2 separate regions of the Mus musculus genome follow, and region 2 is linked to region 1. A link is a loop called in an ENCODE intact Hi-C map of the cell type or tissue named here. Cell type or tissue: gastrocnemius. All regions are shown on one strand.

Evidence for each region. Peaks named below come from ENCODE experiments on the same cell type or tissue, not always from the same donor. Only the 100,000 strongest peaks of a DNase experiment are listed, where the experiment ranks them.
Region 2: it touches region 1 in a loop (4-fold over the local background); 14 of 42 quality-filtered maps call a loop at or near these places.

The regions. Positions count from the first base shown.
Region 1 is chr7:118,296,828-118,299,327 of GRCm38, reverse strand. No RefSeq gene overlaps it. Among named protein-coding and RNA genes, the nearest start is that of Gm23229, 18 kb to the right of the region's middle. In gastrocnemius, a CTCF peak has its summit at 1,496 (motif pointing right); DNase peaks (open chromatin) are centred at 1,501, 1,987 and 2,275; H3K4me3 peaks cover 382 bases; H3K27ac peaks cover 311 bases.
Region 2 is chr7:118,211,468-118,213,967 of GRCm38, reverse strand. Smg1 (SMG1 homolog, phosphatidylinositol 3-kinase-related kinase (C. elegans)) reads left to right here. Exons shown (of 63, transcript NM_001031814.1): 2 at 916-1,079; 3 at 1,393-1,548. Among named protein-coding and RNA genes, the nearest start is that of Gm40454, 30 kb to the right of the region's middle. In gastrocnemius, no CTCF peak of the experiment used is centred here; no DNase peak of the experiment used is centred here.

The DNA.
Region 1 (2,500 bases):
TGTGGGTGCTGAATTGAACCTGGGTCCCCTGAAGATCAGCCAGTGCCGGTGCTCTTAACCTCTGAACCACCTCTCCAGCCTCCCTTTCTTTTTCTTTTTCTTTTTCTTTTCTTTTTTTTAAATTACATTAGCCTTAGCTATCTGTTAGTTGCATTTGGGGGTAATTCACCTTTTCCTCTGCTGTGGTTGCCTGCGCACAGTGTGGCAGTCTCAAGCTTACCTCAGCCCTGTTTCTTGAAGTAGTTCTAAAATGGCAATTGTCCTTTTTTGTTTTTTAAGATTTATTTATTTATTTATTTATTTTATGTATGTGAGCACACTGTAGCTGTACAGATGGTTGTGAGCCTTCATGTGGTTGTTGGGAATTGAATTTTTAGGACCTCTGCTCACTCCAGTCAACTCTGCTCGCCCAAAGATTTATTATTATATGTAAGTACACTGTAGCTGTCTTCAGACACAGCAGAAGAGGGCGTCAGATCTCATCACGGGTGGTTGTGAGCCACCATGTGGTTGCTGCCCCCCTTTCTTGTTCTTTATCCAAGCAGCCAGCCTGGACACGGTTCCTTTTTTTCTTTCTGTCTTTTTGTTTTGTTTTGTTTTGTTTTGTTTTGTTTTGTTTTTCAAGACAGGGTGTCTCTGTATAGCCCTGGCTGTCCTGGAACTCACTCTGTAGACCAGGCTGGCCTCGAACACAGAAATCCACCTGCCTCTGCCTCCCAAGTGAATTTGGGATTAATGCTGGGATTAAAGGCGTGTGCCACCACTGCCCAGCTTTCTTTCTGGTTTTTTGTTTGTTTGTTTGTTTGTTTGTTTTCCTTCCTTTCATCCCTTTTTTCTTCCATCCTTTCTTTCTTTCCCTCCCTCCCTCTTTCTTTCTTCCTTTCTTTCTTTCTTTCTTTCTTTCTTTCTTTCTTTCTTTCTTGAGACAGGATCTGTCTTTATAGCCTAGACTTGTCTTGAACTCGTGGTCTTTCTTGAGACTGGGGATGTAGCTCAGGTTTTACAGTGCTTGCCTAGCACGCACAAAGCCCTTGTTTCCAACCGGGCCACCCTATGTGTGTGTGTGTGTGTGTGTGTGTGTGTGTACGTGCGCATCGGTCATTTCATCACTGAAGAGGTGAAGATCAGAAGATCGGAGATCAGAACTTCAAGGTCATCCCTCGGATATTTAGAAACTAATAGCTGGGAGATGGTGTCGAGCTCCTTTAATTGCAGCACTTGGGAAGGAGAGGCAGGCAAATCACTGTGAGTTTGAGGCCAGCCTGAAAGAAAGAAAGGAAGGAAGGAAGAAAGAAAGAAAGAAAGAAAGAAAGAAAGAAAGAAAGAAAGAAAGAAAGAAAGAAAGAAAGAAAGAAAGAAAGAAAGAAAGAAAGAAAGAAAAAGTGTGTGTGTTGTCGGGAGCTGGGGGCTTAGTTTGCAGATGGCTTCCTGCATAACTGAAGGCCGGTCTCTCTTGGAAGAGAGCTGTTGCCCGACCTTCCACATATGGCCACTAGAGGACGCGCCGTAGCAGCCGAAGTCGCGAAGGACTTGGATGCTCCCCAGGAAGCATCCTGGGAAAACAAAGCGGTCTTATTTTCAAAAGGCTGAAGAGGCCCCTACAGAGCGCCCACACTTCGTCTCCTCATAAGTAAACAAACTTAATTACAATTTAATTTATTCTGAGTTGTATCAACAATTAAAAAGAAATTACCCTCCCGCTCTATTTTCTTTCTCTTTATTTAAAATAGGTTCCTCCTAACTTGAGCGATTTAATGTGGGGAAACAATTGGATTTTAATGACCTTCTCCTCGGAGCTCTGCCTAGTAGGTGGGTCCTGCCTCTTCCACCTGGCTTTGGTTTACATCTCCCAACATCTTAATATGTCATTTTTGCCTGATGATAGTTAGCCGACTTCCACAGACACGGACAGAAACACGTCCCTCTCCAGCCTCCACAGTTCACTGGTTCAAGCACAAAAGCTACAAAACAGCCCATTTCTGCCCCACCCTTCCCCACTTCTTGTTTGCCTCTCTGCATCCCTGTGGTCCACCATCTGCAAGCCTTTTGGAAGTGACTGTTATGTAAGGAAGGGAATAGAAATAATTAACACTTGATTCAACCGTAGCCTGTGCTTTCTAAGCCACTTTGGGGGAGATGATGCACGAGGTAAACAAAAACCTACGCTGTTCACAATCACCAAAGAGTAGGGTCAGCTCAAATGTCTGCCGAAGACTGCAATGAATAAACAGTGGGAGGCCTGTCTGTGTGCGCGTGCGCATGTGCGTGTCTGTGACCCTGACAGCTCAGAGGTAGGCCCCAGGCACACCTATGAGAGCCTCTGGGAATTGTCTGTGGGAACTGTCCTAAGTTGGCTGATGAGGACACTTCTTGATTGTGATGGAGACCATTCCCTGAGTGGAGATCCTGGACTGTATAAAATAGAGCAAGCCAAGCGCAAGCGTGCGAGCACTAGATCCATGCCTTCTGCTTCTGACTGTGGCTATAAAGAACCAGCTGC
Region 2 (2,500 bases), 85 kb after region 1:
ATTGAAATATAGCTGAGCATAAACAAAATCTTTCTTTTAGTTAGTGTTCTTATAGCCTACTTGTTTTTCAAATACCAGTGCATATTTTCCTGCTAGATAATTGAAGATTCCATTGAGAGCTTGGTAGATATTGCTACAGGCACTAACTTTACAAGAAGTTTGGAACACACTTTGACATGCTGACACTATTTTTTATTTATAACCAGGAAGACTGACCACTAAACCTTTTCTGGAAGGATTGTGTAGGAAGAATTACTTTTTAGAATCACATCATGGGAGCGAATCCTTTAGCTAGAGTGACCAGTTGTTTAGTTTTTCTGGGACAGGAAGCATGCAAAACAAGAAACTCCTTGGGCTGAGGAGGTAGCTTTCTCCATAAAACAATTGTTGCATATGCACAAGGACATGAGTTGGATTCCTAGCACACACATAAAAAGCTGTATGTGGTATGTATGTTTGTAATTACAGCTCAGGGGAAGCAGAGAGAGGCAGATTTGTGGAGCTCCCTAGCCAGCCAGCTCCATTATTGTATCTCAAGTCCCAGCAGGAGACTCCCAGGGGGAATCAAAGGTCTGAGGGGTAACACCTGAGCTTGGATCGAAACCTGTTCGTCTCTACACATATGCACCTATGGATATGCACATATACACATTGGCACCTGCACACATCTCCCTTCTTTGAAAAAAGCAAATTAAGTAAATGAACAAATTAACATCAGTATAATCCAGCAGGAGAGCATGAGCCACAGGCAGTTCATTGTTGACAGTCTCTTTGCTGAAAGGCTTACTAGACAATGGAGTGCTTATATAGAGTTATGGCTGAGCATAAAGGGTAGAGGGGGAGATGCCATATAGCTTTGGCTATTGAAATATTTGCTTAAAGCTGTGATACTAATATTTTCTTTTTCTTTTTCAGAACTGATAGTGCATCAGCCGACCCAGATACTTTAAAATACTCCTCATCTAGAGATAGGGGTGTTTCTTCCTCTTATGGACTGCAACCTTCAAATTCAGCTGTGGTGTCTCGGCAAAGGCACGATGATACCAGAGGCCATGCTGACATACAGAATGACGAAAAGGGTATATAGATTTTCTCCTGTTGGGGCATGCTTCTGTTTTAGACCTGCTTCTCTTTTTTTTTTAACCCTCCTTCCAGGTAACATCTGAGGTTCTTCCAGGCTACTGTCTCATTTACTCATCCAAAATGTGCTTAAAGCATCTGTCTGAATTGAACTTTATTTCTCTACTCATCTTGCAATGAAGGGATCAAAATGGTTTGGAGTCAGGTAGCACAGGGGAGATGAGAGAATTAGGTTGTAAATGGGTAAGATCCTGTTAGCTGAGGGAATGAAACAGGGCCCTGTTAATATAATGTAAACATTGCTGTTTTCAGGTGGCTACAGTGTCAATGGAGGATCTGGGGAAAATACTTATGGTCGGAAGTCGTTGGGGCAAGAGCTGAGGATTAACAATGTGACCAGCCCTGAGTTTACCAGTGTTCAGCATGGCAGTCGTGCATTAGCCACCAAAGACATGAGGAAATCACAGGGTAAGACTTGGAGACCAGGGTTGACACATTACCCCTGATGTCCATGAGCAGATGAGTGCAGCTGGCAGCCATTTACATTATATTTCTGTGAACTTCTAGCTTGTAAGAAAGGGTTACAAGTCTGGGTAATATAGTATTTATTTGCTTGTTTGAGACAGGGTTTCTCTTAACAGCTCTGGCTGTCCCAGAACTCACTTCATAGACCAGACTGGCCTAGAATTCAGAGATCCACCTACCTCTGCCTCCCAGGTGCTGGGATTAAAGATGTACACCACCATGCCCAGCTTCTGAATAGGCAGTGGATATGGTAAGCGGAGTCTTTTTAAAATTTAAATATACTCACACCTTGCCTTCTTTTGCAGATTTTTGAGTATAAATAAATAAAGTGCTTTCAACATTCAGAATATTAAAGATAATGTGTATTCAAGCCAGGCATAGTGGTACATCCCTTTAATCCCAGCACTTGAAAGGCAGAGATCAGTAGATCTCTATGAGTTCAAGGCTAGCATGGTTTGCATAGTGAATTCCAGGACAGCCAGAGCTATATAATAGAGACCCCCATCTCAAAAACAAACAAACAAAACCAAACATAATGCATATTTCTTTCATTAAAGGGAAGTAAAATTTTATTGGTAAAGCTTCATACAAAGTTGAGGGGTATGTGTGTGTGTATGTGTGTGTGTGTGTGTGTGTGTGTGTGTGTATATATATATATATATATATATATATATATATATATATATATATATATATATATATGGTTTGTTTTATACAGTTGCTTTTTGCACAGCGTACTTTGTTTTATGTGTACCTTGTTGAACATTTTGTGTGGGTACAAATATACCACCTTTAAGAAATGCATTTAACTTTAAAACAAACAAACAAACAAACAAACAAACAACTGATTTCTTGGGCTAGGGAGATGGCTCAGTGCTTAGGTACAGTTTTTATT